Regions from separate parts of the Homo sapiens genome. Here all the other regions are linked to region 2. Evidence: chromatin loops called from intact Hi-C (ENCODE). Cell type or tissue: heart right ventricle. All regions are shown on one strand. Each heading gives the region's core, and the rest is flanking DNA. Links, peaks and the distances in the headings are about the cores only. Region 1 has its middle 22 kb from the start of ATP5MC1. Region 2 holds the start of TTLL6 (tubulin tyrosine ligase like 6). Region 3 holds the start of LOC124900395 (small nucleolar RNA SNORA68).

Evidence for each region. Peaks named below come from ENCODE experiments on the same cell type or tissue, not always from the same donor. Only the 100,000 strongest peaks of a DNase experiment are listed, where the experiment ranks them.
Region 1: it touches region 2 in a loop (4-fold over the local background); 99 of 110 quality-filtered maps call a loop at or near these places.
Region 3: it touches region 2 in a loop (10-fold over the local background); 107 of 110 quality-filtered maps call a loop at or near these places.

Annotation. Positions count from the first base shown.
Region 1 is chr17:48,866,342-48,874,852 of GRCh38, reverse strand. It overlaps the pseudogene SUMO2P17. Among named protein-coding and RNA genes, the nearest start is that of ATP5MC1, 22 kb to the left of the region's middle. In heart right ventricle, for the core only: no CTCF peak of the experiment used is centred there; DNase peaks (open chromatin) are centred at 1,462, 2,532, 3,062 and 4,712; H3K27ac peaks cover 4,837 bases.
Region 2 is chr17:48,809,704-48,818,095 of GRCh38, reverse strand. TTLL6 (tubulin tyrosine ligase like 6) reads left to right here and starts at 867. Exons shown (of 16, transcript NM_001130918.3): 1 at 867-1,126. The coding sequence starts at 1,024. It overlaps LOC105371813 (a long non-coding RNA gene), which reads right to left and starts at 5,856. Exons shown (of 4, transcript XR_001752926.1): 1 at 5,737-5,856; 2 at 5,009-5,036; 3 at 2,104-2,257; 4 at 1,138-1,667. RefSeq lists silencers at 672-1,021, 1,112-1,161. In heart right ventricle, for the core only: CTCF peaks have their summits at 3,292 and 3,494 (motif pointing left); DNase peaks (open chromatin) are centred at 915 and 3,482; H3K4me3 peaks cover 1,271 bases; H3K27me3 peaks cover 980 bases.
Region 3 is chr17:48,875,804-48,884,769 of GRCh38, reverse strand. LOC105371814 (a long non-coding RNA gene) reads left to right here. Exons shown (of 4, transcript NR_135674.1): 3 at 5,425-5,506. It overlaps LOC124900395 (small nucleolar RNA SNORA68), which reads right to left and starts at 3,930; the gene lies at 3,803-3,930. RefSeq lists an enhancer at 5,579-5,678. In heart right ventricle, for the core only: CTCF peaks have their summits at 5,436, 5,636 (motif pointing right) and 6,430 (motif pointing right); a DNase peak (open chromatin) is centred at 5,629.

The DNA.
Region 1 (8,511 bases), core at 512-8,511, 56 kb before region 2:
ACATTCTCAATTAGAAAACTGCAATTTGGTTCCACCACATCCTGACTACTACCGTATAGTTTTCTCTGTTCTTTCATTTCCCCCTTCCCCATTCCTTTATTGTACGTAAAGTAACTGGTATATGTGCACAAGCATATTGCATTTTTTTTTTTTAACTAAACAGCCAATGGTATGTTTTGACTGACATCAAGGGGAGACGGGATGGGGAAAAATACTGATTCTGTGAAAATACCCCCTTTCTCCATTAGTGGCATGCTCATTCAGCTCCTATCTTTATATTCCAGTAAGTTATTTTGCTCTCACTGTTTTAACAACAACAACAAAACAACAACAACAACATAAAAATCCTTGCATACCTTGTTCAATTGGAGAATTTTAATGTTTTTCATTTATCATTGTAAAACCAAGGACAATTTTATAACTTTTTTGTACGTAGCTGTTACATGTAGGGTAATCTGTCTTTAAGTAAGGATAAATTACTCTAAAACAAAAAAGAATCCTACATAGTTTTCCCTTCAAGTCAAGCGTCTTGTTGTTTAAATAAACTTCTTGTTTAAAATGAAAAAAAAAAAAAGAAGCTAGATCTCACATTGTGTTCTTACCACAATAAAAACAAAGTTATGACAGATAAGTAGGTAGTCAGCAGAAAAACAAACAAACAAAAAAAAAAAACAAAGAAAAAAGAAAACAAAGTTAACTCAGAAAAAAATAAAAGGAGATTATACACGGCAGATGTGGAACACAACAAAAATAATACTGTTGTTCACTATGTGTTAACAGGGACTGAAGCTGGCTACAGAAAGAATGTCCCAGCAACAAAGAGTGGGAAGCCCTGAGCAAATTGTTAAAAGCTCCTTCTCAGTTTCTTCCCAAGAGAAGTTTTCATCTCAGGGGTGGTCATTTCTGGAGGCAGGGGCCTGCAGGAGACACCTTGGTAACAGGCAGGTCTGTTTGGCTTCCTGAATCCATGACAGTTGATAAGCAAGGCCCCTTCAGATGCTCTGTTGGGCATTGCCTGGAGTGTGTAACCAGATGGAGTGCCTGCATTTCCAAGATCATTTATAGCTGTTTCCTGTACCCGAGTAAATTTTTTATTTTAAAGGTGCCTCCTGGCCTGACCCAAATTTCGGCTTAACATTAGCAGTTACTTCTCTTTGGCTGAGCAGATGAACTGCAAAAACTCCCAGAGTGAAAGAGGGAAGGAGGGTGGGGTTGGGTGAGGTGGCAGGGATGGGTTCCGGAAGATGGGAGGTGGGCCTGGTTCATCACCAGGGCCTCTCTGGTAAACTGGAAGGCCAGGCAGGCTACTGGCAAAGAAAGAGTTACTGACCATCAGCTGAAGGGATGGCAAGCAGTGAAGGAGGCTCTGGCCCAGCAATTCTTATCTTCAGGAAAGTTTAAGAGTCATTGTCACTTGCAGGGAATTTCCTGGACTATGAATTTTATTGCAGAGAGGACAGAATGGCTGGGTGGGAGGAAGTTAGCCTCAGGCTCCACACCCACCCCTCCCATTCCCCCACAGCTGGGTTTGCTGTTTCTCCAAACAATTTAGTGTTAACAACATAAACCCTGGTCCAGCCTGACCTTCTGCAGCTGTGCGGCCTTCAAGTCTTTATCCTTGCTAAGCCTTGGCTCCCTCATCTATAAATGGGCTTAATAACAGCACTTGCTTATAGTAAATGCCGAATATATGTTGGGTTTGAATAATGATGAGGAAAGCTGGGGCCAGAGATTTGCACTGAGGAGAATGAACAGAAATCTGTCCCTGTTCTTCTTCTTCTTCTTTTTTTTTTTTAGACGAGTCTTGCTCTGTATCCCAGGCTGGAGCGCAGTGGTGCAATCTCGGTTCACTGTAACCTCCACTTCCCGGGTTCAAGTGATTCTCGTGCCTCAGCCTCCCAAGTAGCTGGGATTACAGGCACCCACGACCACGCCCAGCTAATTTTTGTATTTTTAATAGAAACGGGATTTCACCATGTTGGTCAGGCTGGTCTCGATCCCTTGACCTCAGGTGATCTGCCCGCCTCGGCCTCCCAAAGTGCTGGGATTACAGGCATGAGCCACCATGCCCAGTCTGTCCCTGTTCTTGGGAGTTGATTAGAGGAACAAGACAGGCATGCATCAAAATAAATGCACTTGGTTGCCTCGTCTAATCAATGGTGCAAAAGCACCAATCTTGAAAACAATTTCTAGTTACACCTTGTAGTATATTTTGGGTTCTTGTTTGTTTGTTTGTTTTGGAGATGGAGTCTTGCTCTGTCGCCCAGGCTGGAGTGCCTTGGCATGATCTTGGCTCACTGCAAACTCCACCTCCTGGTTCAAGCAATTCTCCTGCCTCAGCCACCTGAGTAGCTGGGACTACAGGCACCCACCACCTCGCCCAGCTAATTTTTTGTATTTTAGTAGAGATGGGGTTTCACCCTGTTGCCCAGGCTGGTCTTGAACTCCTGAGTTCAGGCAATCCGCCTGCTTCAGCCCCTCAAAGTGCTAGGATTACAGGCATGAGCCACGGTGCCTGGCCCCTTGTAGTACATTTTGTCTTCCCAGTCTATTTTGAGATGTTATTCAAGTAAATGTGTGTCCCCAGGGCTCCAGCAGGCTCACAGCAGGAAGCAGCAGTCAGGAAGTACAAGGTGGCAAGCAGGACACTGGGTCAGAACGTGTTCTGGACCCACTGGCAGGTGAGGTTTGCTGAATTCTACACAACAGCAGCTACCACGTCCCTGTGTTCTGGAGCCAGGGAAGGCTTCCAGACAGAAGGGGCTTCTCCCTGTAATTTGAGGGAGATTATTGGCTCAGGCAAAGGTGAGAGGGTTTAAAGAGGAAAAAAAGAGAAGAACCGAGCAGCCTCAAGCTGGAGAAAGCCCTGGGGACCTTGTAGAGATCCTCTTCTGGGGACAAAGACCATGAGGGGTCATAGGTGGCAGAGCAGTGCACAACATCCCAGGGAACAGATGTTGAAGATGGATTAGACCCTGACAACGGATGTGAAATATTGACCCAGCGAAAAGTGCCTGGTGTTTGCACAGGCCAAATCAGTGCAGCAACTTCCATGGGAGGAGGGGCCGGAAAGTACCCAGGTCCAAAGGTCACTCTCCACACTCCCACACACTCTCCCAGGGCCCACAAGTCAGTCTCCAGCTCAGGGAGGATTTAAAGGAGGACGCGTGTGTTGGAAATCAAGGCAGGCATTCACGGGCATGCACGCACACATGCACACAGTCTTTTTTCTTTCCTTGAAGGCTCACCTAGTTCTGTTTGTGTTAAAAAAAAAAAAAAGAACACTCACCTAGGCCAGGCATGGTGGCTCACACTTATAATTCCAGCACTATGGGAAGCCAAGGCAGGAGGATCACTTGAGGCCAGTTCAAGCCCAGCTTGGGCCACATAGCAAGACCCTGTCTCTACAAAAATTTTTAAAAAAAAATTAGCCAGGTGTCATGGCATGTGCCTGCAGTCCCAGTTACTCAGGAGGCTGAGGGAGGAGGACTGCTTGAGCCCAGGAGGTCGAGGCTGCAGTGAGCCATGATCACACCACTCCTGCCTGGGTGAGATAGAGTGAGATACCATCTCAAAACCCAAAAAAACTCACAAGCTCACCTATATATAGAAACAACTAGATGTACTGGGTCGTGGTGGTATATGCCTGCAGTCCCAGCTACTCCGAGGCTGAGGTGGGAGGATCACTTGAGCCCAGGAAGTGAAGGTTGCAGTGAAGTATCGTGTCACTGCACTCTAGCCTGGGTGACAGAGTGAAACCCTGACTGAAAACAATGTTTTAAAAAATGGATGGAAATGCTAATAATTGTGTTTGGTTGATGTAACTATACTTTTGTACTTCATGCATTTCAAGTGTTCTTTAATGAGAATAAATTTTTTTAAAGAGAGAAAAAAGCTTATCTGCCTGTCAACATTAAGTTCCTAAAATCAAAGGTTTCTTTCCAGTCCTACCCTACTAGTATTTGACACTATTGAACTCATTTTCTGAAACTATTTCCTTGCTTGGCTTTCAGCCTTCCCATTTTCTCCTGGTTTTTCTTCCCTTCATGGATGGCTTCTGGTCCCCTGCCTGACTCCTAAAGTTAGCATTATTCAGGGTCTGTCCTCAGCCTGCCCTATCTTTTCTCTCCAGATTTGCTCGTCCACTCCCTTGGTTTCAGCTATGCCACTCATGTCAGGAATAACCTGCAGCTCCAACCCAGCTCTTTGCTGAAACATTTATCCCATTGCCTACTGAGTATCCTCACAAGACCCTCAAATTCAGTTAAAACTTGAACTTCCCTCCCTGAAGTTCAAGCCCTGAAGGCTGCTGTTTCTTCTGTGTGTTCTATCTTGATTGGCTGGGTCAGAATCCTAGTAATCATTTATCTGCCCCTACCTTTCTGTAGTGGGTTGAATGGTGCCCTCCCACCCAAAAAGAGATGTCCACACATGCCACCAAGCCTGGCTTTTTCTTTTTTTGTAGATAGGAGTCTTGCCACATTGCACAGGCTTCTCATACCCTTTACATACTGAACAAGTAATGCCTTATATGACAAAAGGTGATTAAGGATCTTGAAGAAAAGACTTATCCTGGATTAGCCAACTGGGCCCTAAATCCAATGACATATGTCCTTATAAGAGGGCACACAGAGCACACACACTGAGGAGAGGCGGCGGCATAGGAAGGAGGCACTGTGGCCATGGAAGCAGGTTTTGGAGTGATGCCACAAGTCAAGGGACACCAACAACCACTGAAAGAATGGACTGTCCCCTACAGCCTCGGGATGGAGCCTTGTCTCTCACTATGACACACTAGAACACTATACCCTCACCTCACACATGGTTGCAATTCCCTCATCTCAACATGCTCTTTGAGATAATTATAGATTCACATGCGGTTTAAGAACTATGGCCGAGTACAGTGCTGGGAGACTTGCAACCTGGGATTCTGAGCCACTCCTATATCCTCATAACACAATCCTTCCCCACCCTTACCCTACCCCTTGTTAGCGCAAATAAGCTTGTTAATGTGGCTCAACTAGGTTGTGGTGTCTTTCAGGACAGAAACTGATTTCTTTTTATGTTCTAGTATTTTTGCTTACCAGTCCTTCGCATTCTGGTACTGCTTCTCCTTCTGCCTTTGCAGAGAACCTCAGAATACATTCCCCGTGTCTGTCTGCCATCTCTGTCTCTCTGCCTCTTCCAAAGCACACTTCTCTAACATCCTTAACTTGGGCTTTCAAAACACCTTTAATTAACACTGAGGTCCCACAGCTGCCAAGTCCTTAATTTGCAGGATGACTTCCCTTATCTTTTAAGAGTCCTTAGGGCTGCCAACCGGTTAGCTCAGTTGGTCAGAGTGTAGTGCTGTGAGTATCTTTACATTGCTTTTCTGGGTGGTTTTCTCCTTTCCCCATCTGACTGGGAGAGCCCTGAAACCGAAGACTTTTTCCCCCAGCAGTTTCCCAGCTCCCTGAGGGCAGAGACTTCATTAATCTTGCAGATCCCTCAGGGGAAGAACTTTTTACTTTTCAAATCCTGGTCTGATACTAGCTCTGCACACTGTGGGTGCTCAATAAATGTTGATTGACTGAGTAAACAATGAATGTAGTCCCCTGGAGTGTCATATTTCTCCTTTCCACAGGGAGAAAGTAATAACATTAGGCAGAGCAGGCTGGATCTCTTAATGTGATTACCTGGGATTTGTGGGCCAGTGACTCTGTCCCCCAACTTTATTGGGTACATCCATCTCCACAGAATAGATATTACCAGAGACCACTAATGCTGTTGGCCAAATGGTGGGCTATCACTAATTCCCTTGACCCTATTAATCTTGATTCTATCGCACTGAAGCTGCTGCCTCCAGTCCAAGATAGGGGGAGAACACAGCACAGTTGTGGCAGTGATTGTACTGACATCACCGTAATCTATCCAAGTTCAACAGTGTTTAACTTGCTCTGTGTTTGTATTTGAGACATCCTTCATGTCCCAAATGATAATTTGAGATCGAATTCACAATGCATAAGATGCATCCATTTAAAGTATGTAACTCGGCCGGGTGCGGTGGCTCAGGACTGTAATCCCAGCACTTTGGGAGGCTGAGGCAGGGGGGATCACTTGAGGTCAGGAGTTCAAGACCAGCCTGGCCAACATGGTGAAACCCGTCTCTACTATAATACAAAAACTAGCTGGTTGTGGTGGCACACGCCTATAATCCCAGCTACTCGGGAGGCTGAGGCAGAAGAATCACTTGAACCCGGGAGGTGGAGGTTGCAGTGAGCCCAGATCGCACCACACTCTAGTCTGGGTAACAGAGTGAGACTTTGTTTCAAAAAAAACAGTATGTAACTTGATGGTTTTTAGTATATTTGGTCGTGTAACCATCTCCACAATGAAGTTTAGAACATTTTCTTTATCCTCCCAAAAGAAACTCCATACCTATTGGCAGTCACTCTCCATTTCCCCCCAACCCCTAGCCCTAGGAAACCAATCTATTTTGTTACTACAAATTTGCCTATTCTGGACATTTCAAATAAATGGAATCATACAATAATGTGGTCTTTTTGACTGGCTTTTTTCACCTGGCATAATTTCAAGGCTCATCCATATTGCAACATATATGACTACTTCCTGTTTATTGACAAATAATATCCCATTGTATGGATACACCATATTTTATTTATCCATTCATCAGCTGATAGACATTTGGATTGTTTCCACCTTTAGCAAGTTATTTCTGCATGTTTCAGCTTATTCATCCATAAAAATGAGTTAATAGCTGCCTTGTCTTGGAGGATTATGAGAGGCACACAGGGAATATGTGAAATACATTCTAAACTATAAAGCGGTACAAGAATGTAATGATATTTTATTACTTTAATTTTTTTTAGAGATAGGGTCTCAACTCTCTGGCCCAAGCTGGAGTGCAATGGTGCAATCATGGCTCACTGCAGCCTCAACCTCCTGGGCTCAAGGGATCCTCTTGCCTCAGCCTCCCCTGTAGCTGAGGCTACAGGTGCATGCCACCATACCTAGCTTATTTATTTATTATTTATTTATTTTGGAGAGACGAGGTCTTGCTATGTTGACCAGGCTGGTCTCCAACTCCTGGCCTCAAACAATACCAGCACGGGGTATTATAGGTGTGAGCCATCACACTGGCCTAAAGACTTTTTTTTTGAGATGGAGTCTCACTTTATCATCCAGGCTGGAGTACTGTGGCACGATCTCAGCTCACTGCACCCTCAACCTCAGCCTCCCAAGTACCTGGGATTACAAGCATGCCCCACTACACCCAGCTATTTTTTTTTTTTGAGACAGTCTCGCTCTGTCGCCCAGGCTGGATTGCAGTGGCACGATCTCGGCTCACTGCAACCTCTGCCTCCTGGGTTCAAGTGATTCTCCTGCCTCAGCCTCCTGAGTAGCCCAGACTACAGGCACCCACCACCACGCCTGGCTAATTTTTGTATTTTTTTTTTTTTAGTAGAGACGGGGTTTCACCATATTGGCCAGGCTGGACCGAAACTCCTGACCTTATGATCCACCCGCCTCGGCCTCCCGAAGAGTTGGGATTACAGGCGTGAGCCAGCACTCCTGGCTAATTTTTCATATTTTTAGTAGAGATGGGGTTTCAACATGTTGGCCAGGCTGGTCTTGAACTCCTGACCTCAGGTGATCTGCCCACCTCGGCCTCCTAAAGTGATGGGATTACAGATGTGAGCCACCATGACTGGCCCTAAAAACTTTTTTTTTTTTTTTTTTTGAGATGGAGTCTTGCTCTTTCACCCAGGCTGGAGTGCAGTGGTGCGATCTCGGCTCACTGTAACCTCCACTTCCTGGGTTCAAGCGATTCTCCTGCCTCAGCCTCCCGAGTAGCTGGGATTACAGGAGCCCGCCACCATGCCTGGCTAGTTTTTGAATTTTTAGTAGAGATGGGGTTTCACCACGTTGGCCAGGCTGGTCTCGAACTCCTGATCTCGTGATACACCTGCCTCAGCCTCCCAAAGTGCTGGGATTATGGGCATGAGCCACTGCACTCGGCCAAGACTTTTTTTTTTTTTTTTTTTTTTTTTGAGACAGAGTCTCACCTTGTCTCCCAGGCTGGAGTGCAGTGGTGCGATCTTGGCTCACTGCAAGCTCCACCTCCCGGGTTCACGCCATTCTCCTGCCTCAGCCTCCCGAGTAGCTGGGACTACAGGTGCCTGCCACCAAGCCCCGCTAATTTTTTGCATTTTTAGTAGAGATGGGGTTTCACCATGTTAGCCAGGATGGTCTCGATCTCCTGACCTCGTGATCTGCCCACCTTGGCCTCCCAAAGTGCTGGGATTACAGGCGTGAGCACCGACTAAGACTTTTGAATATTTATATGAGAGCAGCTAAGGAAAGCACTGGGGCCAGTGTAACTTCACTGAGCTTATGGCCTATTGTTGGTTAACTCAGGGCAATCAGATGAATATCTCTTTGGATCTTGTCTCTATGTAGAGTCCATTTTGCTTTTTTCCCAGGTAATGGACTGCATCCACATTTCAT
Region 2 (8,392 bases), core at 1-8,000:
TGCAGTGGCGCGATCTCAGCTTAATGCAACCTCTGCCTCCTGTGTTCAAGCGATCCTCCCGCCTCAGCCTCCCGATAGCTGGGACCACAGGTACGCGCACCGCGCTCGGTTAATTTTTGTATTTTTAGTAGAGAGGAGGTTTCGCCATGTTGTCCAGCTGGTGTTGAACTTCTGAGCTCAAGCGATCCACCCACCTAGGCCTCCCAAAGTGCTGGGATTACAGGCGTGAGCCACCGCGCCCGACCATCTTCAATGATTTGAATCCAGTCACTACTACAGATTCTCCACCTGAGACCAAATGGTTGCTCTGAGAAGCCCAGACCCCTAACCCCTTAAGTCTCACTGACTCTTCAGTCGGTCTAGGCGGCCCTCTCTTACTGATCAGTTCACTGGAGGCCATGACCCCCACACTCTGGAGGTGAGGTCAGGGTTCAATACGCCTGAGCGGTCATCACAGGTTTGCAACACCCATTTTCCTGTTGAAGAAGCTAAGCCTCACAGAGGTAACGTGGCCTGCCCAAGGTGACACAGGCACTAATATGCCTGAGATGCTGATTTAAGTCTCCAACCAGTGTTTTCCCACAGTGCCTCCTGCTTCAGGTTTGCCCTCTCCCGAAGGCCTAAATTCAAGGTGCCCCCCTCCCTCACCGCAGCCCCGCGCAGCTGGACCTCTGGAGCCAGACGTTCTGGCCGCGCCCGCGCACGGCGCCCGACGGCACCGGCGCGGATGGGCTGGGACTGCGGCTTGGCTCGCTGGGCAAGGGTAGGGCTGCGGGAGCGAGCGGCGGTCCAGCCCCTGGCGCCCGGGTGCGCGGTGCGCGCGTCCTCCGCGTCTCCCGGGACAACCGTGGGCGCGCCCCTCCCCTAGCGCCTGGGCGGTTAATTGGATTCGGGAGGGAGGGGGCATGGCAGCTACTGCAGGGGCCAATCGAAGGCCTAGAAGGCCCCGTATGCAAATATGAGGGCCGGGCGGACCCAAAGTTAGGGCGAGCGCGGGTTGGGGTTGGGGCTGTCTGGCAGCCAATGGGAGCGTTACTCCTTCATCCTTCGAGGAGGGGGCCGGCAGGTGTGGTTGCAAGCTGGACTAGCAGCCCAGCGGGGCGAGACGGGGGAGTAGGAATTGCGGGTAAGAGCGCCCCAAAGCCCGGTGCTGGCTCCAGACCGCAGCCTCCTGGTGCCTGTCCCCTGAAAACCTGGCTAGACACGTCTCCTTAAACCCACACGGGACCCAGGTCCCCAGGGTAGCCCGCTGCCCTCCCTGGTGGCGTTCCATGGCGCCAGGCACTCACCCTCACGGTCCCTCGGCTCCGGGACTCCCCCCTTCTCAGTCCCTCTTATTAACGTTCATTTCCCGCCCTCCCCCGATTTCCTAAACCACAGTCCACCAAGGAGCTGTCGCTTAGACACCAGCGATCCCTGGGACTCACACAACTCTCTTCATCCCCTTCATCCCCATCATTGGGTCATTTTCTTCATCACTGTTCTTCCTTTGTCTGGAGAAACCTTCCAGCAAGACACTTCCCATTTTTCATGGCCGGCATAGTCCTCTGCTGATGCCCCTACCGCCTTCCAGCCTGGTGTTCTTTCATTTCCAGTTGTTATTTCTCACCCCTCCTGAAAAAATACTCTTCTGGCTTTGCAGAAAGTTCTCCTTTGGGATTTGAACTCTAGGAAAAATATCACATTGGGGGATGAAGTGGGAAGGGAGCTAACGTTTTGAAAGCACCAGTATGTGCGAGGCACTCCAAAAAAATTTAATATTTATGCCAATCTTATTATTATATTTTCTTTTTTGTTTGTTTTAAGAGATGGAGGTGGGGGTGGGGGGGCTCACTTTTTTGCCCAGGCTGGTCTCGAACTCCTGAGCTCAAGTGATCCTCCCACTTGGGCTTCCCAAAGTGCTGGAATTACAGGCATGAGTCACCACGCCTGGTTTATATTTTCATTTTACAATATAGCCTTTATTTTGAACCAAGCACTGCTTTAAGGGTATTAGAAATATTAACTCATTTAATCTTTAAAACAGCTCCATAAAATGAATATTATTATCATCCCCATTTTACTTATACAGAAGCTGAGGTACAGAGAGGCTAAGTTACTCACCCATGGTCACACATTCTAGAAACTAGTAGAGCTGGGATTTGGATCCAGATCCATCTGTCTTTGTTAGCAATGCCCTGAATATTGTGGAGAAAATGACTAGGCATGAGCCTGATCTGAATATTGCATCTTCCAATCTTGCAGAATTTCTCAGTTTCTAGAAGAATAAAAGATGGCATCTAAGTCAGCAAGATTCTTATTGTTCCCACTACAGGTGACTTGTCATTCTCAACACTTCTTATTGGCAAAGCCCTTGAGCAATTGGGTGCCCCATCCCTCCCTTGTTAGTTCACATTTTGCTTAGGACCCTTTCAGGCCCCGGGCTGAAATTCAAAGTGTGACTAAAACGAAAAGTCAAAAGACCACAAAAAACATCTTATTTTATCCTGTCTGAATCAAAGCTCAAAGCACTTTTCTAGATGTGAAGCTTTTATCCTCCTAGTGGTCCTGTAATTATAGAGAAGATAGGGAGTGGGAGAGGAAATAATTGCTTGGATTTTTATGACATACTGAGTTGGAGGGGCAAAGCTGAAAGCAAGATCCAGAGGTCTTACCTCCACATCTTTTCTTCCCCCATCCAATTTGACATTTTCCAAGAACCACTGGAGGCCTTCAGAGGGATGCTTCCAGTAGGGAAATGAGGACCAAAAGATGAAAAGGAGGTACGTGAAGGAAAACCTATTATCTGGTGAAAGAGAGGGACTTCACAGACAGACACAATAGGCGAAACTTTCAGTGCTCTATATATTCCTATAGACTAGAAAAAAAGTCCAGGTGATGAAGGTCAGAGATGAAAAAACTTGGCTACAACTTGAAATATGTTCTCCCAGGGTTCTCTTAGTCAACCACCAAATTATTGTTTTCTATCATTTATAGGATGCCCGTGTTCATTCAGTTTTGCAAAAGAAATCACTAAACTGCTGGGCGCGGTGGCTCATGCTTGTAATCCCAGCACTTTGGGAGGCTGAGGTGGGCTGATAACCTGAGGTTGGGAGTTTGAGACCAGCCTGACCAACATGGAGAAACCCCATCTCTACTAAAAATACAAAATTAGCCAGGCGTGGTGGTGCATGCCTGTAGTCCCAGCTCCCGGGAAGCTAAGGCGGGAGAATCACTTGAATCCAGGAGGCAGAGGTTGCGGTGAGCTGAGATCGTGCCATTGCACTCCAGCCTGGGCAACAGGCTGGAGTTTGAAAGAAAGAAAGAAAGATAAAAGAAAGCACTAAACATTTTCCACCCTCTGCAACACCTCCAGGGAAGAGGAGAGTAGTCAACAGGTATAGTCCTTCAGAAGTGGAAATAAGACAGGGACCCTCCTCTGAGTTTTTTCCAAATAACCCGCAATGGACCCGTCCCAGTGGACCCGTCCCAGTGCTCATTCCCTCCCCCTGGTGGCCAATGTAGGACATTTTCGTGCTGTCTAACCAGGATCTTGTTGACAGCCTCTGGCTTGGAAGATCTCAAGATCAAACCCTATACTAAAATGGAAGGAAACATGAGAATTTTTTCAGTGTCTTAACTATATCCTACTTGGAAAGGTGGACTAATACCCTTCCTTAATGACACAATGCTCTTTCTTGTGTCATTAAGAAAAACTGAAGATGCTATTTTGCTATTTACTGTGTTTGTTACATTGGTAGTACAGCTCTTAGTCTTTTTTTTTTTTTTTTTTTTTTTGAGACACTGTCTCCCTCTGTCACCCAGACTGGAGGGCAGTGGTGCGATCTGGGCTCACTGCAACGTCCGCCTCCCAGGTTCAAGCGATTCTCCTGCCCCAGCCTACCGAGTAGCTGGGATTACAGGCGCCTGCCACCATGCCCAGCTAATTTTTGTATTTTTAGTAGAGACGGGGTTTCACCATGTTTGCCAACTTGGTCTCCAACTCCTGACCTCAAGTAACCCACCTGCCTTGGCCTCCCAAAGTGCTGGAATTACAGGCGTGAGCCACCGCACCCAGCCTTAGTCTTTTAAAAACTCTCTAAAGCACTTAGTCCACTTTGTCTGTCCACTAACCCAGCATAATGGGAAGATAACTTGGGGACCAGGAAGCTGGGGTTTTGATGGTGCTTCTGATTTCTTGCTCTCTGGCTGGGTACAAGTCCCCTCCCCTAGCACAGACTGGCAGAGGGCAGAGAGTTCAAAACCTCCTCTAAAAAGATTCCTCCCAGCTCTAACATTCAGGAATTCCATAGAAGCTTAGAAAATATTCTAATTACACCCTTAATAGGAGCCCTGGTACAATGTGGACATTGGAGAAAAGAAGGGAAAGAGAGTGAAAATAAATACAAGTAGAAACAATACAGCTGTTACCAGGTTATGGCAAATCTGGAGAGATCCAAGCCCTTGTTGGAGATGGGAATTTAAAGCAGTTGACTTTAAGGAAAATGATGTGGGACCAACTGATTATTTTTCTCTTTTTCTTTTTCTTTTTGTTTTTGAGGCAAGGTCTAGTTCTGTCTCCCAGGCTGGAGTGCAGTTGTGTGATCTCTACTCGCTGCAACCTCAGCCTCCCGGGCTAAAGTGATCCTCCCACCTCAGCCTCCTGAGTAGCTGGGACTACAGGCACACGCCACCACACCTGGCTTATTTATTTATTTATTTATTGGTAGAGTGGGGTTTCACCATGTTGTCCAGGCTGGTGTCAAACCCCTGGCTCAAGTGCTCTGCCCACCTTGGCCTCCGAAAGTGCTGAGATTACAGGCATGAGCCATCGTGCCTGTCCCCAACTGACTCTTAAGAGACTAAAGTCACTAAGATTGCTTTTGGGAGTTAGGAGATCAGTTACTTTAGTTTATGGTCACACTATTTATGGATGGCCTGCCGAGAGGAAAAGGCAGTGAGGGGAGCATGGAGAGACAGGCTGTGGGGTCAGATGGACATGTCTTCCAACCCCAGCTGTGCCTCTTACCTTAGTCTCTCTGTCTCAGTCTTCTCATCTGTAATAGAGGAAAGAGTATCCATGATAGGTTATTATGAGGATGAGACATTATGTTTATAAATGCTTTAGTGTAATGTCTGCTACTTGGTAAGTGGGTTTTCAATAGTCTATTGTAAGTGAATGAAACAAGCATTTTAAGTGCCAGCTATATGAGAAGGACCCAAGGTTGATGTTTTAACAATGTAAATAACAAATGTTACTTACCTAATGCTCACAACAACACTTCTGTTATATAGCTAAGGAAAATGAACCTTGGAGAAGCTTAATTAGTTCATGCATTTATTCATTCTTCCAGCCCATTAATTCAAGGAGCATATGAACATCTCATTTTTAGTATCTTTTCTAGACACTGCTAGGAGCTGAGAATGCAGAGACACAGCCTCTTCCATCAGGAAGTTCACAGTCCAGGGTTACACAGCTGGTAATGGTAGAGAGCACTTTGTGGGTACCTTCTATGTGCCAGGCACTGTTCTAAGAACTTTGTGTTGCATTAAGTCAAATGAGTAAACTCATTTAATCTCCATAACTGGGAGAAGCCACTTTACAGATGAGGAAACTAAGGCAGGAGGTTAAATAAACTGCCTGAGTTCAGACAACTAGGAAGTGGCAGAGCTGGGATTTAAATCCAGACAGAGACTTCGAAATCTGAGTTCTTAGCTACTACACTGCAGCTGCCTCTTAATAAGTGGCTTAGTCACCTGTAGCTGACGGCAGAGGCCCTTACACCATGATGTATGTATATTTCAGGATGCCACCAGCAGCTCCCCTCACTCCTTTGTATTCTCCTTAGGCCATGTCTTTTGCCTTTCCTCCTTTTATTCCTCAAGGCTACAAGACTGCTTTTGGTGTTGGCACCAACAAAATTGTTACGCAAGACAATAGGTGGGAACTACCAGGTGAGCAGGGAGTGGTTGCTAAGACTGTTAAGAGAAGTCTTGTAGAACCAAATAAAGTCCACATCTGAAAAGTCTGAGCGGGGGGTGGGGGGGGGGGTCCCAGCATCACCTGGGTCAGATTTAATTCTTATTCTGAAAACCAGGGAATTAAAATGCTTTCTGGCTGGGCGTGGTGGCTCACGCCTGTAATCCCAACACTTTGGGAGGCCGAGGTGGGCGGATCACCTGAGTTCAGGAATTTGAAACCAGCCTGGCCAACATGGCAAAACCCCGTCTCTACTAAAAATGCAAAAATAATTAGGCCGGCATGGTGACAGGTGCCTGTAATCCCAGCTATTTGGGAGGCTGAGGCAGAAGAATAGCTGGAACCTGGGAGGTGGAGGTTGCAGTGAGCTGGGATCGTGCCATTGCACTCCAGCCTGGGTGACAGAGCAAGACTCTGTCTCAAAAAAAAAAAAAAAAAAAAGCTTTCTGCTCAGCCCTGGTGGAAGTAGCTTTTGTTTTCACTTGAAACTGCTTGGAGGCCAGAGATACTAGAGCAGAACTGGTATAAATTCAGATGTCTATAGGGTCAGGCATATAGTTTAAATGAAAGAAGTGGGCTGCGTTTAAGAAAATGTCACCTCTCTTGAGCTGGGCACAGCGGCTCATGGTTGTAATCCCAGCTACTTCCAAGGTTGAGGCAGGAGGATCTCCTGAGGCCAGGCATTTGAGACCAGCCTGGGCAACATAGCAAGACCATGTCTCTAAAAAAGAGATGTCTCAATGCTACTATAAGAAAAATAGGCTGGGCATGGTGGCTCACACTTGCTTTGAGTAATCCCAGCACTTTGAGTGGCCAAGGTGGGTGGATCACCTGAGGTCAGGAGTTTGAGACCAGCCTGACCAATATGATAAAACTCCGTTCTCTACTAAAAATACAAAACTTAGCCAGGCATGGTGACAGGCACCTGTAATCCCAGCTACTCGGGAGGCTGAGGCAACAGAATCGCTTGAACCCAGGAAGCAGAGGTTGCAGTGAGCCGAAATCATGCCACTGCACTCTAGCCTGTGTGACGAGTGAGACTCTGTCTCAAAAAAAAAAAAAAAAAAAGAAAAATAATAATATAAGGATAACTGTCACTTGGCTCCTGTGTCAGGGAAACAAAAAGGAGTGTTGGGCATTGGGGCAGACTGGGAAATGTCTACAGGAGGCATTACTGAGCTCTGGTTGATTGCTGGCATGAAGGAATAGAGACCTCTCCAAAAGAAATGGAAATCTGCATTTTCTAGTTGTTGGCAACTACATATATATACACACACATACTATATATATATATATATATATATATATATACACACACATACTATATATGTGTATATATGTACTATATATATATACACACATACTATATATGTGTATATATGTACTATATATATATACACACATACTATATATACACATAGGTTTTTTTGTTTGATTGTTTTTTGAGACAGGGTCTCACTGTTGCCCAGCTGGAGCGCAGTGGCATGATCACAGCTCACTGCAGCCTCAATCTCCTGGGCTCAGGTGATTCCCTTACCTCGGCCTCCCGAAGTGTTAGGATTATAGGTATGCGCTACTATGCCCCAGAAGTAGACATTTCTGCAAGCTAGATTCAGCATGCCTGTCCCCAGTAGGCAAACTTTGAAGGAGATGCTCTTTCAGGATCTTTGGAGAGACAGGATTCAGCCTTGGAGATTAAACAGGGAGAGAAGCTTGGGGGAAATGAAAGCAAGGAGGCCAAAGACAAAGCAAAAGTAGTCACATGGCAAGTACCATTTGCCATCTTGCACCTGTCTCGGGTACCATCCAAGATGGCTCTTATGTCATAGGCAGCCTAGAATACGAGGAAATGCAGGCAATAATTCCATGGTGAAACAGTTTATCTAAAAGTGCATGGGCTCAATTTTTTACTTTACATGCATGAGGCCCTCTCATGCAAGAGCAAACATAATTTGACCTTTTTTTTCTTTTCTTTTCCTTTTTTTTTTTTTTTTTTTGAGACAGAGTTTCGCTCTTGTTGTCCAGGCTGGAGTACAATGGCATGATCTCGGCTCACCGCAATCTCTGCCTCCCAGGTTCAAGCAATTCTCCTGCCTCAGCCTCCTGAGGAGGTGGGATTACAGGCATGCACCACCATGCCTGGCTAATTTTCTGTATTTTTAGTAGAGACGGGGTTTCTCCATGTTGGTCAGGCTGGTCTCGAACTCCCGACCTCAGTTGAGGCCTCCCAAAGTGCTGGGATTACAGGCATGAGCCACCGCGCCCGGCCTTTCTTTTCTTTTTTTGAGACAGGGTCTCTGTCATCCAGGCTGGAGTGCAGTGGTGCAGCCATGGCTCACTGCTGCCTCAAACTCTTAGGCTCAAGCAATCCTCCTACCTCAGCCTCCTGAGTAGCTGGGACTACAGGCATGCAGCACTGCACTCAGCTAATTT
Region 3 (8,966 bases), core at 967-8,966, 66 kb before region 2:
TTTTGAGATGGAGTTTCGCTCTGGTTTCCCAGGCTGGAATGCAGTGGCGCAATCTCAGCTCACCGCAACCTCTGCCTCCCAGGTTCAAGCGATTCTCCTGCCTCAGCCTCCCTAGGAGCTGGGACTACAGGCCCGCCACGCCCAGCTAATTTTGTATTTTTAGTAGAGACGGGGTTTCTCCATGTTGGTCAGGCTGGTCTCGAACTCCCAACATCAGGTGATCCTCCCGCCTCAGCCTGCCAAAGTGCCGGGATTACAGGCGTGAGCCACCGCTCCCAGCACCTAGTTTCTTTCATGTCTTGCTCAAATCTTGCCTTTTCGGTGAGACCTGCCTGATCTCCCTATTTAAGATTGCAATTGTCTCTTCCCTAGTCTCTATGAACTTCTTACCCATATCATTATTTGTTATGTTTACTACTGTATTTTTCATCTTTATTCTTTCTATAATTTAAGCTCCTTGAGGGCAGGGATCTTTGCCTGTTTTGTTCACTGTGCTTAGGATAGTACCTGGCATGGAGTAGGTGCTCGATTAGTAAATTATTGAATTAATGAATCAATACCCTTATTCCAACAGCTAAGATCTGGCCAGATGCAGTAGTTCACGCCTTTAATCCTACCACTTCGGGAGGCCAAAGCATGAGGATCACTTGATCTCAGGATTTTGAGACCATATTGGGCAACATAGCAAGACCTCATCTCTACTTAAAAAAAAAAAAAAAAAGCCGGGCCTCAGGAGGCTGAGGTGGGAGGATCGCTTGAGCCCAGGAGATCAAGGCTGCAGTGAGCTATTATCGTGCCACTGCACTCCGGCCTGAGCAGCTGAGTGAGACCCTGTCTGAAAACAAAAACAAAGAAAATATCTTGCAGTTTTCTTTCTCTTTTTTTTGAGATGGAGTCTCACTCTGTCACCCAGGCTGGAGTGCAGTGGCATGATCTCAGCTCACTGCAACCTCCGCCTCCCTGGTTCAAGCGATTCTTCTGTCTCAGCCTCGAGTAGCTGGGATTACAGGCACCCACCACCACGCCCGGCTAATTTTTGTATTTTTAGTAGAGACAGGGTTTCACCATGTTGGCCAGGCTGGTCTCGAACTTCTGACCTCAGGTGATCCGCCTGCCTCGGCCTCCCAAAGTGCTGGGATTACAGGGGTGAGCCCATGCGCCTGGTCAAGGGTTACTTCTTTTCTTCCCCCAAGAGTGTGACTTTCCAGAGCACCTCTGTTAGTTTGATTGCCTTACCAAGAACCATGTTTTCTTCTTCTTAATCACTCACCGGTTTGGGCCCGGTGTTCCTCCTCTGCGATGTTCTGTGTGTCAGCAACTCACACAGAGGCAGAGCCTGAAGCGAGTGCTGGCCATTCCGTTTCCTTGCTACTGACTGGTTAGTAAGCGTCATGTATCTTAGGCTGGGTTCACTAGAGCATAGCCTGAAACCGGGATGCTTGTGCAAGTGATTGATGGACAGACTGTTCTCCGGAGCAGGACATAAGGGAAGCGGGGGAAACGGGGAAAGGGGAAGTAAGGATCTGATCTCATTTGGAGATCAGATGCAGCCTGAGCCCATGGGGAGCTCCAGAGCATGAAATACTCCCCTCATGGAGCAAGGGGACAAGCTTTTGCCCTCTTGGAGGAAGATAGTGCCAATTCTGATACGTTTATTTTCTTCTGTTTTTTTTTTTTTATTTTTTATTTTTTTAGAGTTGGGGTCTTTCTCTATTGCCCAGGCTAGAGTGCAGTGGTGCAATCATAGCTCACTGCAGCCTGGAACTCCTGGCCTCAAGCGATCCTCCCACTTTGGCCTCTCAAAGTGTTGGGACTACAGGCGTAAGCCACTGCGCCTGGTCTATTTTGCACTCCCACCAGCCAACTATGAGAATACCTATTTCCCACACAGCCTTGCCACAGAGTGTATGGTTGAGCCTTTGAATTTCTGCCAATGTGATTAATGTAAAATAGTCTCATAGTGTGGTTTTAACTTGCATTTCTCTTCTAAGTGAAGTTCAGCATATTTTCACATATGTAAAGGCCATTTGTAGCCCTTTTTTGTGTGAGTAAACCATCACCTAATGCCTTTTGCCCACTTTTCTAACAGGAAAGGATTATTTTTAAAAAACATGCTGCATTAATTAAAGGTACATGGTAATCTGCTATAACAAAGAGGCACCAGAATCCAGGGGCTTAGGTAAGATAGATCCGAAAGAAGATCATTTATTTTTCATGTAGCAGTAAGAGGTGAGCAGCCCGGGGTTTTCAGAGTGACTCTGCCATCCTCAACATGTGGCTTCCATCTCTGTGGCTAAGGTGGCTACACCAGGTGTTACCACTTCTCAATCAGCAGGAAGGAGAAAAATGAAGAGCAAGCAACTTTCTTCCTTCTAAGCATGGGATCTAGAAGTTGCACAGCTCCCTACTGCTCACCTTCCATTGGCCAGAACTTAGTTTCATGGCCACAACTAGTTGCAAGGAGGGCTATTAAATCCAGTCTTTGGCTGGGCCACCATGTATCCTACAAAAGCTTAAGGATGGGCTTTCCATTACTCTTTTTTTTTTTTTTTTTTTTTTTGAGATGGAGTCTCACTCTCTGTCGCCCAGGCTGGAGTGCAATGGCGCGATCTCTGGTCACTGCAACCTCCGCCTCCCGGGTTCAAGCGATTATCCTGCCTCAGCCTCCTGAATAGCTGGGATTACAGGCATGTGCCACCACACCCAGCTAATTTTTGTATTTTTAGTAGAGATGGGGTTTCACCATGTTGGCCAGGCTGGTCTCGAACTCCTGACCTCAGGTGATCTGCCTGCCTCGGCCTTCCAAAGAGCTTGGATTACAGGCATGAGCCACTGTACCCAGCATTTTTTTTTTTTTTTAAAGACAGGGTCTCTCTCTGTTGTTGCCCAGGCTGGAGTGTAATGGCATAATCATAGTTTACTGCAGCCCCAAAGCCCTGGGCTCAAGTGGTCCTCCTGCCTTGGCCTCCCAAAGTGCTGGGATTACAGGCGTGAGTCACCTCACCCAGCCAGTGCATCATTAAGTGACTTTCTCAAGGTCTCGCAGCCAGTTGATGGTGAAGACAGGATTCCTGTCCAGGAAGGAAACTCGAGTGAAGCAGGAATTGTTAGGGAGATAGGAGAGCCACAGGTGTTCTGGAAGCTCTCCTGGCTCCTCTTAGCATGCTCTGCTCCCTTGTCTCACCTGTACTCCCACCTGAAAGTTCCCCACCCACCCTGGCCTCATCATCTCAGCACTAATGTCTTCAGCTGAGACCACCTGAGAGGCAGGTACTGTGTCTCAGTGTCTGAGATCCTGGTCCTGGATATGCCTGATTCTCTGAATGGCTGGGTCAGGCCTCCCTCTTGTTTGGCACAGAGTTCTGGTCAGAGCATCACGTCCTGTTTTGTTTGGTTTGGTGTTCTTGAGGAGTTTATTTGGTCACACCCAGGGTGAGAGGGCCCTTCACCTGTAAGATGTCGGGCCTCTTGGTGGTGACACGTGGCTTGTTGCTGGCCACAGAGGACCCAGTGAGGCAGCAGGAACTCAACCTTGGAGTCATGGAGCTGTGTGACTGCTGGCCAGTTGCACTTGCTGGCTGCAGTCTCCTCCACCTTCATGATCTGGATGAAGTGGGCCCAGGTGCGGTGCTGGGTGCCCGCGTCTCGGTCTGCAGAAAACGGGAGAGGGCAGGGTGACTGCAATCACTGGGATCTGGGCATTTGACAAACCTCATATCAAGTACCTGGCACATTCTGTCAGGCACAGCAATTGCTTGGGAGCTCCCACTTGGGATTAACTGGGGGACTGGGTGACCATGAGTGGCGTAGAACCTCCAAAGTCACTTTGAGGGGCCCAACCACAGCCCCTCAAAGGCGACAAGATCTTCCTGTTTGTTCCTCTGTTTAAACCACTGCTGCAAGAAAAAGAGTCTTAAGTTTAAGTGCGACATGTCCTACTTTTGTTTTGTTTTTTTGTTTTATATATTTTATTTTTTGCTTTTTAGTTTTTATTTTTTGAGACGGAGTCTCACTCTGTCGCCCAGGCTGGAGTGCAATAATAGCATGTGATCTCGGCTCACTGCAACCTTCGCCTCCCAGGTTCAAGCTATTCTCCTGCCTCAGCATCCTGAGTAGCTGGTATTTCAGGTGCCCATCAGCACACTGGGCTATTTTTTTTTTTTAATTTTTTTTTTTGAGATGGAGTCTTGCTCTGTGGCACAGGCTGGAGTGCAGTGGCGCAATCTCGGCTCACTGCAAGCTCTGCCTCCCGGGTTCACACCATTCTCCTGCCTCAGCCTCCTCAGTAGCTGGGATTACAGGTACTCGCCACCACACCTGGCTAATTTTTTTTGTATTTTTTAGTAGAGACGGGGTTTCATCGTGTTAGCCAGGATGGTCTCGATCTCCTGACCTCATGATCCACCCGCCTCGGCCTCCCAAAGTGCTGAGATTACAGGCGTGAGCCACCGCGCCTGGCCTATTTTTTGGATTTTTATTAGAGATGGGGTTTTGTCATGTTGGCCAGGCTGGTATCAAACTCCTGACCTCAGGTGATCTGCCCGCCTCACCCTCCCCAAGTGCTGGCATAAGCCACCGCACCCGGCTTTGTTTTATTTTTGAGACGGAGTCTCTCTCTCTCTCTCACCCAGGCTGGAGTGCAGTGGTGCGATCATGGCTCACTGCAGCCTTCACGTCCTGGGTTCAAGTGGTCTTCACACCTCAGCCTCTCAAGTAGCTGGGACTACAGGCTCATGCCACCATGACCTGCTAATGTTTGTTTTTTTTTTGTAAAGATGCAGTCTCGCTATGTTGCCCAGGCTGGTCTTGAACTCCTGGCCTCAAGTGATCCTCCTGCCTTGGCCTCCCAAAGTGCTGGGATTACAGGCATGAACCACTGGGCATGGCCTGTTTTCTGTTTTTTTTTTTAAGAGACAGGGTCTCACTATGTTGCCCAGGTTGGAGTGCAATGGCTATTCACAGGTGTGATCATAGCTCACTGCAGCCTCAAACTCCTGAGCTCAAGCAGTCCTTCCATCTCAGCCTCCCGAGTAGCTGGGAGTACAGGTGAGCACCACCACACCTGGCTCACTTCCTGTTTTTTGAGTGGGAGTTTCACTATCTGGTCCCACCTGCCTCTCTAGCTGGGTCTTGACTGTTCGGTACTATGCATGCTCCAGCTTTGCCACACCTCTTGCTGGCCCTCAACAAGCCTGCATTTCTACACTGCCATTCCTTCTGCCCCGAATGCCTTTCCTCCCCAGCACTACATGGCAAACTTCTACACATCCTTCAAGGCCCATCTTGAATGCCACCTTCCCTGTGATGACCTCCCCTATTGCCCCAGACTTATTTCCTTGCCTTCAGTGCTCCCATAGAACTTGGTGCACATCTACTCCAGTAGTCATTGCACAGAACAGTAATCATTTGTTTATGTGTTTGCAGTCACTGCTACAACATGGTGACCTCCTGGAGAACAGGGACGTGTGGTGTTTCTCTTTGTATTTGTCTTTTGTTCCCAGAACAGGTAAGTACACGGTGCCGGGTATAGGTAGGTACTCGCTCAATAAATGTGAATGAGTGAACGAGTGGTGGGGTTGATCTTATCCTGAAAGAGGGAGCTCCCCACCTGCACTTTCCTGTAGCAATCTCTAGAGGGCAGTCTCACACCATGCTTGTCTTCTCTAGCCTCCGCCCAAGTTGCTTTTTTTCTACCATAGACAGCTCAGATAGATATGGGTGGGTGGATAGATGGATGGAAGGATGGACAGATGGACGAATGAACGAACGGATGGATGGATGGGTGGATGAATAGATAGATAGGGTGGGCATGGTTCACATGGGCTCTGGAGTTGACAAGCTCTGGGACCAGGGAATCCAACCAAGTCAGCCTAAGCACTGGAGGGACTGCTGGCCCATCCCTTAGACACAATGGCTTAGGAGCTAGGGCTTATTATTGAAACCTGGAAAAAAGTTATTGTTTTCAAAATAAAAAAGACAGTTGCAAAATGGCATTGGATAAATATTGAAATAAATGGCTACAAAACAAAATCTCAACCAACTGCAACTCAACTCAGTTTGTATATATAGTTTATGTATAAACCACATTTCAGGCAGGGCATGGTGGCTCACGCCTGTAATCCCAGCACTTTGGGAGGCTGAGGTGAGCGGATCACCAGAGGTCAGGAGTTTGAGACCAGACTGACCAACATGGGGAAACCCCATCTCTAATAAAAATACAAAAATTAGCCAGGCGTGGTGGCACTCCAGCCTGGGCGACAAGAGCGAAACTCCATCTCAAAAAGAAAAAAAAAATTCTGTGGGATGTCAGTGCATTTTAATATTTTTGACATGATGTGGGCACTCCTTAAAGTGTCAAGGGCCCTTGACTTCTTGGAAAGGCCCTGCAAGGAGCAAGCAGAATGGAACCCAATACTCCCCACCAGAGGGCTCAGGACTCTGTTCATTATAAGTCCCAGTGCTGAGTCTGAGGCTGCAGGTCCAGTCCCTCTTCCTGCTGAGGGCTCTGGAGCCAAGCCCACGAAGATAACATTCAGTAACACAGGCTGCCCTCAACCACAGTCTTTCCTAATCTCAAGGTAAGATGGGAGAGGGGTGGTGGTATTTCATTTACTTAAGCTCCTACATGGGGGAGATACTGAATAGGAAGAGGCTGTCTCCTGGGACTGCTGGCTCGGGGGTGGAATGGACAGGAGACAAGAACAGAACCAAGTGTCGTGTACGCATGCCTGTAGTCCTGGCTACTCAGGAGGCTGAAGGTGGGAGGATCACTTAAGCCTGGGAGATTGAGGCTGCAGTGAGCCGAGATTGCACCACTGTACTCCAGCCTAGGTGACAGAATGAGAGCCTGTCTCCAGAAAAAAAAAAAAGTCAAGATTCAAGGGCATCTGATGTCAAACCTAGTGCTCTTAATCACTACATCATAATCATACCCTCTTTCAGAGTGACCTGCCCAATTTCACAAAGCTGTTAATCAGGTGGCAGGGAAGAACACGTATTGAGTGCTTACAATCAGCGTGTGTCAGGCGCTGCTCTAAATGCTCTACCCATTTTAACTCATCTAGCTGTAGCAGAGACTATAATTGTCAATGCCATTTTACAAATGGGGAAACCAAAGCCAAGAGCGGTTGAGTGACTTGTCTAAAGTTGCCACCAGACAGTCTAGTTCCAGAGTCTGGGCTCTTCACCATGATGACCTACTAGCCTGTCTACTTTATGGAGGGACAAGGTTTGGGGTTGTCAAAACTCGGGGTCAAAAATGACAGGACAAATGGAATAGAGGATGGGCAGGATGGATGCAGGGGTATGTGAGGTATGTGAAAGAGGTGAAACATGAAGGAGAACCCAACCACAGATGTTCACAGATGTTCTCTGCTGTTTCCTCAGTAGGAACTCAATGCTGAGTTCCTATCGAAACTACTGACAGCATATCTCCCCAAATATCATTTCCTTAAAAGGCATTTTGTCAGTGTCCTTTTTTTTTTTTTTTAAGAAATGGCGTCTCACTTTGTTGCACAGGCTGGAGTGCAGTGGTGTGATCTTGGCTCACTGCAACCTCAGCCTCCCAGGTTCAAGCAATTCTCCTGTCTCAGCTTCCTGAGTAGCTGAGATTACAAGCACTTGCCACCACACCCAGCGAATTATTGTATTTTTAATAGAGCTGGGGTTTCACCATGTTGGCCAGGCTGGCCTCGAACTCCTGACCTCAAGTGATCTGCCCGCCTTGGCCTCCCAAAGTGCTGGGATTACAGGCCATGCTCAGCCTGTCAAAGTGTCTTACTTAGCAAATACAGCTGCTTTGCAAACAGGGGTTCCTTTTTCCCTTGTGACTAGGGCCACTGTTCTGCCAGAATGGCTATCTAGTCCTCCAGATAGGGTTAGGAGCCACTTTGTTGAGAAGGATATGAGCAAGATGGCTGTGCAGGGGGAATGACTGGTGTGGACTTCATCAGAGATTGAATTAAGTGATGGAAAGGGAACGTTCCATGGCTCTCGTCCCTAATAGAAATCTATTCAGGGTCTTTGGCATCAGCACTAGGTTTCCTGACTCAAAGGGAAGTCATAAGGACAGGTTTACAGAGGTAGAATGATCCCATTTGGAGAAAGGAGAACTGGAAAGAGACACAGAGCATCTGTAATTAAGTGCAAGAGCTCTGAAGTTGGACTGCCTGAATTAAAATCCCAACTCTGTAGGCAGGGCATGGTGGCTCACACCTGTAATCCCAGCACTTTGGGAGGCTGAGGCTGGCAGATCGCTTGAGCCCAGGAGTTTGAGACCAGCCTGGGCAACATGGTGAAACCCCGTCTCTACAAAAAATACAAAAATTCTGGCAGAGCGCGGTGGCTCATGTCTATAATCCCAGCATTTTGGGAGGCCGAGGTGGGTGAGACCAGCCTGGCCAACAAGGTGAAACCCTGACTCTGTCTCAAAAAAAAACAACAACCAAAAAACACAAAAATTCACTGGCCATGGTGGTGCACACCTATAGTCTCAGCCACTCAGGAGGCTGAGGTGGGAAGATTGCTTTAGCCCACAAAGTAGAGGCTGCAGTGAGCTGAGATCATGCCACTGCACTCCAGCCTGGGCAACAAAGCAGGACTCTGTCTCAAAAAAATAAAAAAATCCCAACCCTGTATGACCATGCGTGATTTACTCAACCTCTCTCCGTGACCCATCTGTGAAATGGATTTATTCATAACTTTGTTAATTATCACATATTAACGATTAATGTTTTGTTGTGGGGGTTAAAATCATCAAATATGAAGTGCTTAACACAGTGCTTACCATATAAGCACTCAATGCCTACTTTTTTTTTGTGAGACGGAGTCTGGCTCTGTTGCCCAGGCTGGAGTGCAGTGGCGCGATCTCGGCTTACTGCAAGCTCCGCCTCCCGAGTTCACGCCATTCTCCTGCCTCAGCCTCCGGAGTAGCTGGGACTACAGGCGCCCGCCACCATGCCCAGCTA